Linked DNA regions of Mus musculus: region 2 is linked to region 1. Evidence: chromatin loops called from intact Hi-C (ENCODE). Cell type or tissue: left cerebral cortex. All regions are shown on one strand. Links, peaks and the distances in the headings refer to the core of each region. The heading gives the core; the rest is flanking DNA.

What was found. Hi-C counts contacts between places; a loop is a spot of excess contacts. Peaks named below come from ENCODE experiments on the same cell type or tissue, not always from the same donor. Only the 100,000 strongest peaks of a DNase experiment are listed, where the experiment ranks them.
Region 2: a loop joins it to region 1, with 4 times the contacts of the local background. A loop is called at or near these places in 5 of 42 quality-filtered maps.

The regions. Positions count from the first base shown.
Region 1 is chr2:122,821,961-122,830,289 of GRCm38, forward strand. No RefSeq gene overlaps it. Among named protein-coding and RNA genes, the nearest start is that of Sqor, 61 kb to the left of the region's middle. In left cerebral cortex, for the core only: CTCF peaks have their summits at 3,538 (motif pointing right), 3,750 and 4,507 (motif pointing right); a DNase peak (open chromatin) is centred at 3,579.
Region 2 is chr2:124,087,181-124,093,844 of GRCm38, forward strand. It overlaps a transcript of Sema6d not described here. Among named protein-coding and RNA genes, the nearest start is that of 4930517E11Rik, 39 kb to the right of the region's middle. In left cerebral cortex, for the core only: no CTCF peak of the experiment used is centred there; DNase peaks (open chromatin) are centred at 2,854, 3,104, 3,453, 3,665 and 2 more places; H3K4me3 peaks cover 2,476 bases; H3K27ac peaks cover 1,922 bases.

The sequences.
Region 1 (8,329 bases), core at 1,330-6,329:
TGGTTGACCCCTGTACTGAAAGTCACATAGCCTACTCCTTGGACTGTGGACGTCAGGAGGACCTGTTCTAAATTGTATGTGTACAAAGTTCTAGAATTTTCCTTTAGGCACGGGAGAGGCCTCTGTGGTCCAGAGAATATCAGGGTGCGCAGTTTGTAGGTATATGAGTACGAGTTTGTTTCTCTGTCTGCAAAGGTGAAGCATCATTTTAATTATTATTTATTTAGCACTACTCTGAGGTCCCAGCACTGCCATTTCATCAAGATAACAACCATAACAATAACATACAAATACCAGCAATAATAATGATAATTGCTTATTTCATTGGAGTGCTATGGGGGTAAATGAGGTAGATTATGGCTCCCAAAGTGCCGGGGCATTTGGAAAGAACTATCATTGTACTTGCATGTTGCTAGGTAGCTGTTGTAATTACTACTAACCAGACAGTGGGACTTGGTCATCACAAGAGCTTCACCTTCTTATGATGGAAAGAGAAACAGACTCAAGCCTTAGCATTTTCTTCCTCTCTTTGGAAGAGATAACTAACTGGTAGTGTGGATTGACCATGTGCAAGGTGACTTCATATACTATCTTCTATAATTAAAATAAAGCCTTGTTATTATATATAGTTATTATTATTATTGTTTTAAAATGAGATATGTTAGGGCAAACTTCAGACATAATGCTGCATTCTTTTTAAATATGCCAGGTAGGCATTCCTGAGTAGGCAAAATTTCTAAATAACTACCATACAGTCCTTTGAACAAAACAATAAACAATGCTGGTATGTTTCCATCTGTTGTGTGATACCATTCCTGGGGTGACATGAACAAATGCCTACTTACTCTGGCTAGGAACCAAAGACAGACCAAAGTAAGGATACTGCCAAGGTCCAACCAGTGAGTTTTATTCAGGTTATTTACAGGAATATGGGTGAGGGGTTACTTACCAGAGCAGAAATGACTCAGACAGCTAATCACCAAAAGGCCACCCCAGCATGAAAGCTGGAGACCTGGAGTTTACTGCACATTCTGCAGGCAGCCCAACAGGTTGAAGAGTGTCCTCTTGGAAGCTCTGTAGCTCTCTGCTTCTTCCAGGCATCTCAGCTTGTCTGGGAGTCTGAGCATGTAGTGCTGAGAGAAGCTTGGAGATGGAGGGCCCCAGTGAATCTGGTCAGGACCAAGGACTCCCTGAAGCTTTTCATTGTTTACTTCCTTCAACAAGCAGGACAGTGTTTTACCTTGTTTTAGAACACTCCATGTCTTAATCATCTCTGCTCCAAGACTATCCACAACCATCTAGTCTTCATATCAGTAGACACAACTTTCCCAACAATGGCATGTTTGCCATTCTGGTATAAGATCAAGCACCCCATTTCCTTGGTTAGTTGTCCCATCTCCTTAGTTTCCTGCAGCCTGGAAAGTCTCCTCAGCATTTCTTGCATGGTCTAGAAAAGCTTAGAATAATGGCCTTTCGTTCTGAAGGCCTACCTGGGCCTGCCAGGTAGACAGACCCCTGTGGCTAGTGCTAGCTGTGTATTCTTAGGAGTCACTGTGCTCACACTGGGAGGCACACGATGCCAACCCCTCCCTTGGTTCTCACCGTGGCACTTAGTCAATTGGATTCTATTACATTTCTTCACTGGGGTCACTTTTTCCCCATTGTGATCACGGATGTGTGTGGCTCTATATTCACCAGCCTTATCAATTGCTGGAGACTTCCTTTATGATGGCTTCAGAGGGTGGTTTCCTCTTCCCATCATTCCATCTGCACTTGTTAGTTGGCACTCACTGGGAAGAAGAGCTCTCCCCTAGCATCTCTTGATTAGCCTGTTTCTTCAATGTCTCATGGATTTTTACTCTATGTAATGGGTAAACCATCACTATCACTGTTTCCTTTAAAGTTTAACATTTCAAAGTTTGGCTAGTGGTACCCCTTTCAGGATGGTTTCAGGTCCTTTTGACAGGTGTCCATTGTTTTGTGAGCACTTCCACACTTTCAGACAGAGGACATTCTAGACTTATGCTCATTAATTTGTCCATGTCTTTAAGATCTCAGAATTACATTTTACTGGAGGGTATGACCCATCACTATCAGCATGTGACATAGAGCAATTGTTTCTTTCATATCCAGTCATACAATTAAGCATTGACAGCCTAGGCATAGCCACTGTTATTATTTTTTGAGTAGCTGGGAGGAAACAGAATTGTCCCAGTCTTCTTGTCCAGCGTCAGGGATCCACCCCTCTAGGCCATCTACTTGAATGACTCCTGTTTCTTGGAGGATGTCTAAGGCCTTTGCTTCCTCCCACTTTCCCCTCCAACTCTCTTCCATAGAAGAAATTAGACTTTATCTAGAAATTAGAGTACCATCCCCTGAGCTGGCCACTGAGAAGATCAGCGAGCATAAGAACAGCAGCACAATCCTGCTCCTGTGTAGCTTGCCACGGGGAGGGAGAAAGTGAGTGTGCAGACACATGCAAATCAGGTGATGGTAAATGTGCGAAGAACATACGAGGGGGACAGAGCAGAGCAGTGTGTGATCACACCTGTGCCTCTGACTGGTGTGTGTGTGTGTGTGTGTGTGTGCACTGTTTTACATAGCACGCAGCTAGCACTTCTCCACCTCCACAACTTTGCTTATATCATCTCTTCTGGTGGCTGCATGATTATTCTCCTTTGACATTTGAGCTTTAACCTGAAGTCAGATTTTCCACTCATTATGAAGTCTTCTTTGACTGATTCAGATCTTTTCCTTCTCTGAGCAAGTAAGAGTTGATAGAAAACAGGGGTCTGTGCATTACAGTTTGATTATAGTGCAGTGACAGGATAAGGCTTGGCAGTACACATTCTGAAAGGCAGGAATTCCTCTTTGTGTTCCTTTTCTTCTTTTGATCTTCTCTCTCCCTCTGGGCTTAATAGTAGGAGCTTGTACAGTTTGACAACACACACAACAGTACACAACAACACACACATACACACAAACTCCCAAAACACACACTCCCCAAAACACACACTCACATACCAACAACAACACACACACACACACACACACACACTCACTCAAATCCCAGTGAGGGTAGTCTTCAGACGGAGGAGGAACTGGTGGGAAGGTGACTGCAGAGTCCTTTTCAGAGCTCTCAGCTGTGACCACACCCAACTCCACCTTCTGCAATGTTGAGGATTCATTCTATACCTCAGAGCTTCTTTAGTAATTTCAGCGAAGGAGATGAACGACTGCTTGTTACACATCATATTTCAATGTCAAATGCTCTTGACAATCATGTCTGATTGATTGTATATCTTGGTGACTTCTTGAAACAGGTCTTGGAGGAAAAACCACCATGTGTTTAGAAGCTGTTAACAAATTCCCCAAACTATATAATCAATCAGGCATATAACCCATCAGCGACAAAGCCTCCTTCGTGCGGTGTTCTCCACCCTCACACATCCCCAAATAAACATAATACCTGTTAATCTTAAGATTAAGAGGCTCTCCGCTCTCCAGGACAGCCTTTGAACAGGGCCGTGATGAGTTGCGCCTAGAGAGCTGTAGGTGGCGCTGTGAGCTCGGCGCATGGTCTTCCAGGCAACTTTTAAGATTTCCAGGGGAAGGAAGACAAGGCGTCTGGCATCTTTTCAGTTAAATTTCATCCTATCTGCTCAGCTTCTGCAAAGCAAGTCTGAGAAACAGATTAGCCGATTTCTGACCCTAAACGGAAGGTCAGCCGTTCTGTGCTCAAATGTAGCATTTCACCGCAGGCTGGATCATGTCCTGGACTGGGCTTTGGAATTCTGCCCATAAGCTATGAAAATGACCCCAAGGTGTTTCTTAGAGCATTTCTTTGCTTGGGAGGCCTTTCTTGGTTTTGTACTTGGAAGCATAAACCACATTAGCATCGCGCTTTGGGCCTGTGTATATGTGGGTTTGGTTTGGGTTGGGGGGTGAGGGATTGGCTTGTAGGCTTCAAGGCTACTTGCTATTTTCGATCACTTTCTGAATTCAGTTTGCTGTTAAAAGCAGGCCCCTGCTTGAGTGGGGCCTTTATTACCCGCACCTGGTCCCTAACCCAGGTCTCTGGGAAATTTTCTTTGTTGCCAAGCTCTGTGGCTGTAGTGCCGATCCACTTAATAGCAGAAAATTGGGCGCTAACTGTATCATTTGTCAGCCACACTGTGGGATTTCAGATTCCTTAATTAAACTTGCGTGTTTCAGATTTCATAAAGTGAATCTGTGTTTTATGTGCATAGGATGTGAACGTGTGGAATGGAGAGAATGGGACCTTAATGACCTCCTGGACAGATACAATTCAAATTCCCTAACCACATTTACTAAAGGCACGGCTGACTTTCAATGTCTCATAGATTTCCTAGTGGCGAAGGGAATGAGGTGACACTTCCCATCACATTTCTATAATGAAGTTATTAGGGTTGAATTTATTTTTGGTTTTCCCCCATATTCACTGTTTTCAGATGAACACTTTTGTTTGTTTCCTTACTGATAACCAGTAGATGGCTCTGTGGCATTTCTAGAGTTGACAATTGTTAGTTTGGTGCCTCTTAATATATGAGAGTAATTTACTTTCCCTCTGGCCTGTGGGGAAATCTTGAGCCGTTCCATTCAGTCCCATGGATGAGGAGAACGGCTGATGAAGGTTCTTTTTCTCCCTCAGTTGTTAGGAAATTTTGTGTGTGTGTGTGTGTGTGTGTGTGTGTGTGTGTGTGTGTGTGTATGTGTGTGTGTGTGTGTGTGTGTTTCTCCTATTGGAGTAGCCAGATAATTACCAACTGTGGGCACAAGACCTTTGGGATGGGCAGTGTGCAATATGTTGGCCACTGATGGATATAGATTCTATCCAGATTCCAGAAGGTAACAGTACCTACACATGGCTCCTAAACACCAGCTGTTGGAGCTCCCACATGGGAAGGGATGGGGACTTTCATAGCTGACTCAGTTTCCATTTCCGTCTCCCCAGAGCTGGGGATCATTGCCCAAACACAGGTAAAGCAGGCGAGAACATCCCTGGATGCTGTCTTCCGTGTCTAGTCTACCTGGTGCCACCAGATGAGTGCCGTTTACCAATTTCCCCCAGTGCCTTTTGTTCTGCCTTCTCTATCACCATAGGATGGGGAGTGTGAGGACTGTGTGCCCAGTCACAGGTTATTTGTTGTTCTCCATCTTCTTTTTTTTTTTTTTTTTTTTTTTCATCTTCTTGTCTTGCCTTCTGAGGCTGAGATGGCAAGTGATTGTTCTTGCCTGATTCTTCTCTCCTTCCAGGTACACTTGGAGCTGAAGGGTTTTAGAACCTCTTATCAATTAGGTGTCTTCTAGTCAGTAAAATTTAAATAGGACCTTAGGATGTTAGGAACTGAATCTTAGCACCCAATGGGACTATATTTGGAGATGAGGCCTTTGAGGAGGAAATGAAGGTTAAAGATGTTGTAATAATGGGGTCCTAGTCCAATGTGCCTGTTGCCATTAGAAGAGGGAGAAACACTAGGGGTGTATACACACAGAGAAGGGAACCAATGAAGACAGAGAAAGGTCAGCCATCTGCAAGCCAAAGAGAGATGCCTTAGCAGCAACTGAATCTGCTAACACCTTGATCTTGAACTCCTGGTTTCCAGACCCCAGTGCAATAAATTTCTATTGTTGAGTCAAGACTTCAGTAGTTTGTTATGACAGCTGTAACAGACTGATATATAAGCTAAGCATTTAAAAGCGTAAGCTATCCATTTTCTCTTCTGCCTATTGACCTTCACTGGTATGTTCTGAGGATGTTGCTAAAAGACGGAGAGCTGATCCTAAATAATTTGTCTTAAGCCAAGCCACTGATGGTTCTGATTCAATTTTGCTGCACTGTGCATGGTCTGATATTAATCAGGCAGAACAATCCAACCTGAACTTTACCTCTTGAAGGCAAAAGCCAAGAATTTGACCATTTCATTTGGTTTTGCCCTTGTGTGGGATGAATCCTCTTGGTGGGATAGATGCCTCGTGCCTAGATAAGGGGATGGGGTTGGTTTGTAAGATAACTGGGATCATGGAACTGAATAAGATTGGTTAATTGATCACAGTACGCTGCTGTAACAGCATAAGGCTCCAAGGGATAGCAGAGGTTTCCATTTGGCTCTAGACTGAGCCCTCTAGATTTCAGAGCAGCTGAGATGGTTCAGGTTGGGGTGTGGAGGAAGGGACCTCTGGCATGTTCTCTCTTGAATGAGAGAACTGTATTTTTATATGTGTAGGGTTTTGTGTGTACTTTAATTAGATGAATGACTGCGTTGCTAAAAAATTTTAACTTATACTTATGATTTCACAGTTAATGAAATACAAAATTAAAAAATTAATTGTGTGTGTGTGTGTGTGAATTTTTCATGAATGTATATAAGAAGCTCTTGTGGCTTGAAGTTAAGTCTGATTCAGCCATTTTTTTTTATTGATGGATTTATGGTCATAAGCCTTACTTAAAATCAGTTTCTTCATTTTCTAGCTGGTCTGCAAAATATCTGTGGGGGTTAGAGAGATGGCTTAGTAGACAAAGCAAAACAAAACAAAACTTATTTTTTCTGAGGACTCAGACTTGAACCCAGCACAAACATGGTAGTTCGCAACCACCTGTAACTCCCGATCCAGCACCCCTTATGACTTCCATGGTCAGCATACACACACGTGCAGGCAAAGTTTCCCTCATACACTTAGAATAAAAACAATATTTAAAAAGAAAGGAAATGTGTAGTTCATGGAAATAGATTTGAACAAAGTTCAAGAGTTGTAGGTGTTCAAATGTTAATTTATATTTAAAGAAATTTATAGGAAATACTGACGGCACACAATTTTGCAACAGTGAATGAGAAACCATGGCCTGAAGTCGCACATACAGTTTTCAATGCCTGTCAGGAGTGTTTCAACTCCTGTCCTAGGCAGACATTGCTAATTAATTACATAACTAATTTCTACAGAGTCTAGATATCTTCATTTAATTCTTGGAGTTAGATGATAAAAGGAGATCACTTTTATCATCTTTATGCATAATCACTGCCCATTTGGGATTCACTTATAGATGAGTCTGAGCATCCTTTAGAACTGTAGTAAGTTTGGTGACTGGGTTACTGGGTGCCAGTGAGCCAAATGGCAGAGGGGCATTTTGTCTTTCCTTCTGTACACGACTTCTTATTCTCTAGTCCCTCTCCACTGGTCTTAAGATCCTTAGGGTGTTTTTCTGGTGGCTGGCTTCTTACAGGCAGGGAGTAGAAGTTCCCAGGAAGGCTGAAGGCTGTGTCAGAAATGCGCAGTCACTCATGCTGTATGTTACTGATCAAGAAATCACAGGGATTGCTTGTGTCCAGGCAGGAGTCCGGATCTCTCTCTTGGTGGTACCATACCAGCTCACTCTACAGAAGAGCAGGTGGGATGGAGGGGATGTTGTCTCTAACGTTGCCAACACTCTCCATGCATTCTCCCATCCTTTGCTTCATTTAGGAGATAGTTTTAGTTCTTTCACAGAGTTCAGTTTTAATTTCAGTTATTGTGCTTCCCTTGTGTGCCCCACACAGTGCTAACGGCTGGAATGCAGGATGCCCCCCATTCCTTATATCACACACCAAGTAGACAATACCACCTCCATGTCCAAGAAGAGAAAGAGGAAGTATCGAGAAGGTGATTATTTTGCCGAAGGTCAACAGGTGGCAATACTGTGTCAGAGGGGCTTATGATGATTAAAAATATACAAAATGCCACACAGTAGTATAATTAGCAGGTTCCCTTGTGTGCCCCACACAGTGCTAACGGCTGGAATGCAGGATGCCCCCCATTCCTTATATCACACACCAAGTAGACAATAGATTGCTGTGGTGAGAAATATAGGGTACAGTGAAGGGAGAGGGTAGTGTGAGTGGCGCCCACTGTCAGGTCGGCCCAGGGAGCATGCTTGAGGGTTGGCCACTTGTGCCTTGCCTTTCCTTTTCTCTTCTCTTCTTTTCGCCTTTTAAAAATTAGATATTTTCTTTATTTACATTTCAAATGCTATCCCAAAAGTTCCCTATTACCTCCCCCCCCCGCCCTGCTCCCCTACCCACCCACTCCCACTTCTTAGCCCTGGCGTTCCCCTGTACTGGGGCATATAAAGTTTGCAAGACCAAGAGGCCTCTCTTGCCAATGATGGCTGACTAGGCCATCTTCTGATACATATGCAGCTAGAGACACGAGCTCTGAGGGTACTGGTTAGTTCATATTGTTCCACCTATAGGATTGCATACCCCTTCAGCTCCTTGGGTAATTTCTCTAGCTCCTCCATTCGGGGCCCTGTGTTCCATCCTATAGATGACTG
Region 2 (6,664 bases), core at 1-5,000, 1.3 Mb after region 1:
TTGGATAGCTGATATAAAAATTTAAATACTTGAATATTTGAATAAAATTATTTGTATTTTTTTAAAGAAATAAAACAGCAACATCTAGATCAGAAGGATATTATGTAACTCCTTCGTCAATGTCTGGGAGCCAATCCTTTGTCTGCCCTCAATAGCTGGTTGCCCCCCCTACTGAAAAGGACAATGTCTAATTGTTTGAGAAATCTTCTGATTCTTTGCCCCATGAAGATGTAAAGACACCTCCCATATTCCAGAATTTGTTTCCTTTAGATGCTATAATAAAGTACTATAAATTTACTTTGGGTTAGTCCTTGTTATGTGACAAAACATTTGCTGGGGATATAAAATGCACCTATCTGTTCACCCCAGCTCATCCCAGCACGGGTAACATCTCATGAAGCTGGGAACTCAGGCACACTGCACAGTCTGCAGCCAGCTCAAGTCGGAGAGTGTCCTTCCAGGTGCCTCCATGCATCTAAACCTCTACCAGGCATCTCCTCTTGGCTGAGGGCCTTCTTTGCACCTGGGCTCTGCTTAGTCTGGCAGAGAATGACCTAGAGAATCTGGTTAGTATCAGGGAATTCTAGAATCTATTTTGTGGGAGCGGTGTTGCTTATCTCTTACTTAGGGTGCTTTTCTGAATGTTTTGATCTTGGAGGAGACTGCTATACAGCAGCCCTAGAAGCCATATTTCCAAAATCCCATTCACTGGATAGAAACCAACATAGATCCCAGGATCTGTGTAAGAGACTCATTTTTCTATGCCTCTTCTGTCTCCTGGTGTCCTCTGTGGCTGGCTGGCTTGTGGCTACATTGCAGTAATCCTTGCCTTCAAATACATTTTGCTCCTTTCTGTATTAACTCTTCTCTTGACTCCTATTCTTGAAACCATGTGGTCTCATTTAGGGTCCCCAAAAGCTAAGATAATCTTTCCATCTGAAGAATTTTAACAACATCTTCAAAGTCATGTGTCATCATAGGCCACATTTACAGGTTCCAGGGAACTGGGACATGACTGTCTTTGGTGTCTGCAGCTCTGTCTATGACTTGAAGATTGCATTGCCAGAAGCCAGGTTTCCAGAAGTCAAAACTTTGCCTGGCAGTGGACTAAATCAAAATCAGTTTAACAGAGGTGTCTCTCACAGATCATGAGGGACCTTGAATCCAAATCTGAAGGCTGAGTTGTTCCAACCAGACATTCTGAAATGCTAAGATGGATCATGAGTAGCCCATGTTTTAAATGCAGGTGATAGTGCCCATGACATCACTGAGAGTTTGTAACCTGGTAGCAAATATCTGTGACCAATTCTGTCTCAATAGTCCACTCAGACTTCTGCTCAGTTTCCGGCAATGCAGCTAAATGTGGATGAATACATATGGATTATATTGAACCATTTATTACTTATTGAGTATAAGACATTGTGGTAAGGCATGTCCTGTGCTGGTTAAGACCAAGTAGATTGCTGGGAACTTGGTTCTTGCTGTAGTAATTGGTGGTTAATTTTTGGTCCCTTCCCCTTCTCCTGGTGTCATCTATAAAATATCTAATGAGCAGATTGCTTAGAGCAGTGCTGATTCATGGATGGTCTCTGTAGGTTAATAAGCATGAAGTGTTGTTAGTTTCGAGGGAGAAACTTAAGTATTAAGGTTTTCTGGGGGTGGATGGCTGGGGGCAAGATAAAAACAAATCATTTTTATATGTGAGTTAAGACAAATGGTGCAACAGAGATCTGATGTTTAAGAGATCATTGTTTTGTTTCTTAAAACCCTTAGTCAAGAGATTGAGACTAAAATAAGAAGAGGTAAAAGAAAAAAAAAGTAATTTTATTTTAAAGAAAGAAGAGTCTGGGTGGCTTTCTGTGGTGGTGGTACCAAAACAGTTTGTGGCTGGGCAGGTGGACATTCAAGCACTGTGTAAAGAAAGGCCAGATTGGGCATGTGTGAGAGACTTAGAGTCCAGTCTCTAAAGAAAGCTTAAAAGTGTCACATTTAGTGATCACCAGTTATTAACCCCGCTAAACCTCATCATAGAATGAGAAATCACTCAGCCAAAGGTAAAACGTCCCTGGCTTTCTCCAGGACCTGGTGTTTGGGATACAGCCAAGCATGTATTTGAACTCCTCATTTCAGTGTGATAGAAAATGACCAAAGTTTGTCATCATAATTGAAGGGCATTTAGGGGCATTTGTGAATATATACTATATCTTGAGGATTATACTAGAGTCTGCTGACAGAGTTATAACAGGGAGAGATGAAATTTTTCCTAGAGTCTTTGTGGCTGGACCGAGGGGGAGGGAGCCCTCAGAAAACAACTTCAAACTTTGCTGGAAAGAGAAAGAGTAAATAATAAGATATTTATTTTAAAAGAATACATACATACATACATACATACATACATACATACATACATACATACATACATACATACATACTAGGATAATAGGAAATGACAAGCTAAGCAGGAACTTTAGAATGGCAAGTGGAAACAGCTGGCCTGATAGTCTCTACCAAGGCCAGTGATTGCTCAGTGATTAAAACCTGGGAATAAATACACCTCTCTAATATTAAAAGTAATGCATGGCTCAACAAAAAAATACATCTTCACACATTATACACAGCGTATGTGACACCATCGCAGTGACACCATCAATCGGAGGACCTAGGTGGGCTTGTGGGAGATCCAAACACCTACCAGCCTGAGTCCAGAGGTTCCCAGGAGGGCGGGGACCAGCGGGGGAAGTTGGAGTCGGGAGCGAGCGCAGAAGCACGTGGGCTAAGGGGGTGGGAGGACGCCGGGCGGCGGAGTAACCGGTGAAGTGTCAAAGAGGCAGGAGTGGAGGGCTGCGGGGGTGACAGGGTGTGGTCTGCCTGGAGCGGCGACGTGGGAGAGCGGGACAGAGGCCTGGGGCTGTGGATGGTGCCTTGTTGTGCCTGGTGCGTTGACAGCGCGCAGCTGAGCGGCTACTAGGGTGTCCCGGGCTCGCCAAGTGCCCAGCTCCAAGCTGTGCCAGCGACCTCGCGGGGGCCCCGAAGCTGGACACCTACGAGTGAGAAACAAGAGGTGCTCAGCCTTCCCGGCAAGTAAGTGTTTCTCGTCTCCGCCACCCGCGCCTTTCGCTGCCCACTCGAGCTCCCGGAAAGCGCGCGGGGCTCAGCGGCGTCCAGGGATGCTCCCGCAGCGGGCGGAACCTGGGGATCAGGGATAGGAACCCAAGAGCTGGGAAGAAAACTAGAAAGAGGGGATGAGAACCAGGGAGCAGGGGATGGGACTAGGGAACCAGGATTAGGACCAGGGAGCAGGAACGGACAGTGGGGAGAGGTGGCATGGACCCGCCCGAGGCCCCCGCCGCTCACCCCGGCGACGGCACAGTGGCAGGCTCTGATATTGCCCATCTTTTGTGTCTTACCGGATCCCAGAGCCCTGCCAGGCCGGGGGCGGGCCAGAGGAAGCCACTTTAAGGCTCCGAGCTCCACCTCTCTCCACCCCACAGCCCTGGGAATTTCGGTGCGGACCACAGGGCGTCGGTGCGTTCCAGAGCCCGGGCCAGTGGGTGGTGGTGGCTGGACCACCCGGTATCCCCCCCCTGGGCTTGTGTTCTTTTTAGGTACAGAGGCTCTAACTGGTGGGTGTTGGGAGGCAAGACTGACTTGGGAGCTGGGAGCGCCGAGTCTGATGCCGGTAACCACCTGCTTTCAGGCTTTTCTTGGGGTCTGGAGGAGCAGGGTAGGGAACCAGAACCCGAGGCCCTGAGCGTCCCGCGCCCAGCGCCCAGGCTTGAGCGCCCGCAAGCAGGTGCTCATTGGGTGGGTCCCTCCTCTGGCTCATTGTTCCCGGTGACTGTTCTGGGGCCGGGCTCGGCTACACAGACACAGCTCACAGGTTAATAAAAGTGGTGACTTGGAGGAGTGAGGGTCGGAGTGGACTTACCCATTTTGGAAAGGGACTTCTTGGTTCAGAGAGCGAGAGTAGTCAACAACAGAGACCATGCGTGAGTGCAAAACTTAGATCTGACTGATTCTGCCAGCCAGCATAGCGAATGGAGCTTAAGAAGCAGAATCTCCCTCCTGGACTGAAATTGTTTTCAGAATAATGAAAGTGGAGTTTTAAGCATTTTGGGCAACTAGCTATTTTCTCCAGCTAGCACCTATTTCCTTAAAGGTTCTTGGGCGGGGTTTATTTCCCCCCTACCCTCTCCAGCTCTCCCTTTATGGATGTGCAATCATTTTTGCACCTTCAAGTAGTAAGATTGCATGGTTCTGGGAGAGGAGTCTCCTTTAATAAACAAAGTGTAATTTCCTCTGTACATATGCCCACACAGTGGTTTCGAGTCCATGGCTCCCATTGATGTTAACATTTATGGATGTAAGTGGGCTGAGAGACAGAGGCCGAGGGAGCCTCTTCTTCCTCCTCTCCTTAGGGAGCTCAGGACATCTTGAGCAAACCCTTTTCTTTCGCGATAGCATACTTGTCCTTATTTGGCTTTCCCCCCAGTACTGAAATGACAATGATCTCACCTGTTCACCATCTCAGTGCCTTAGTCCCTGAGCTAAGGATGCGTTCCTTCCTCCTTTTTCTAATGTGCACATCCCTTAGCAAAAGATATTGAAATATAATTTCATGTAAGTACTGTATGCACACATGTTTATGCATATGCATTATGTATCTGTAGTTGGTTGTGATTATCAGTAGTTACTAAGAAACACCACTGTGCTTCTCCCTGGATTTAATGTGCCCATGACCTGCTAAGTGCATTGTCTGCTGAAACCTGGAGTTCAGCCCAGGGAAAAATATCTCATGTGAACATCTCTCTGGATATAGCTTTTTTTGCGTTTGGAGGGAGAAGGGATAGGTGGAGCAGTGTGGGTGTTGCTTAATGTACAAAAGCTGTATGTCTGATTCTAAGACTGCAAGTGTGAATTGGGTAGATGATAAATAGCACTGGAAACCTGGGCAGGCATCTCAGGCCACAGACACCCATGCAAAGTATTGTGTGTTCTCCTTCTCTCATTCCTATCACTTTTAATGTTTATATCCTTCATGCTTTCCATAATAACATTGCTTTCCTTGTGCTTTTCCTATTTAAAAGGAACTTTTCCTAGAGCCTACTGTTAAACCTTATTTTCACCATGATGCTCTTTGGGTGCACTGAATTATTATTTTTTTTCTTTTGCTTGTTTTCTCACTGTGTCCAAGTTATTGTGGGAACAAATGAGCAATGAATCAGTGACGTTCTAATGAAGATTAAGACATGAAAGTTATCCACAGCTATGTTTAAGCTGAGTACTCATTTAACCACCTCCCCACATGACCAATTTCAGTTAGTAGCTTGTTCATCTTCCAAAGTCTCCAGACTCTAAATTCTTCCCCAGATTGATGACTACACTAAATCTCGATTGTAAAAGAACAGAACTTAATTATTTGGGTCTCATTTATCAGTCAGCAATGTTTAGCATTGCCCAAAGAATAATTTCATTGAAATATGCCTGATTTTAAAGTGTGTTGGGAAAGGTCCCTTTCAAATGTGTTTCTTCATGAGGGAAAAATGAAGTTCTTGGAAAGCCATAATTTCTCTGCTCTGAGGCCCCGTAGCCATTTGTATTTATTGAGTTTTCCCTTCCACAGGAAGAAAGGGCCATTGTTTTGTTGTCTAGGAGCTGAAGGAAGATAGAAAGTGAGAAAAGAAAAGAAGCAGTTAAAATGCTATTTCCTCTTTCAGAGGGAGAAAGTGTTATTTGAGTAAATACTGCTTGTTTTCTTAAAGGTTTACTAAATCCATGTTAAGGGCCATTCAGAAGTTTTTGGTATAGAAATGTTACTACTAAAATTTCATGATCAGTTTCTATACAGAAAACCTGTACTTTTAAAGCCAATCTAGGGGTATTTTTCATCATTCTATACATTATGAAATGTTACTAAATCGTCATTGTCAAAACACTGGAATTTCAACAAATATATATTGGAGTGCTCTGTTCTTCCCCAAGTGCTTTCATTGTAATAGGCTGTCCGTGGAGACTCAAAAGAACATCACTGATGTCATGGTGTGCTTTGCATCTTAAAATAGCAGCTAGTGAATTACAAACATTCATTACTCTACACCACTTGCTGTAATTCCTCAGGACCCTCAAAGAGAGAATTATTTGTATTCTAGACATTCAAGTCTTCACTGTGTCAATGTTCAAAATAAATAGCCTTTCAGATCAATACCTGTTAAACCTGAGTCTTTTGATATGTTCCTTCTGTGTCATAAATGCATGGTCTGATGAAGGAACATACTGTTGAAAACTTGGTGCCCAGGAGGTTGCAGAGGGAAGGGCTGAAGAGGGAAGAAGAGTAACTTCCATTAAAAGTTGAGTCAGAACTTAGCAAGTGGAAAGATGAGCTTCCCTTTCTGGGTGGAGCACACTGGGCACACTGAAGATCATCTGTGTTCAGAGTTCAAGCCCATGTCATTTGGCTTCTCCAGACTCCACTCTCATACGAAGGAGCCCTACTGTGTGCATTTGAATGCTGGCCTTGGCTTTCCATAGTATCAAAGCTCTTTGTTTCCTTAGTCTGTTTTGGGAGGACTGCTGCTCCATTTATGGAAAAATTGAAATAGGGCAAAATATATTTCCAGAATTTTTTAGCAAAAACTTTGGTTTTATTCCATGACTGCTCAATAAG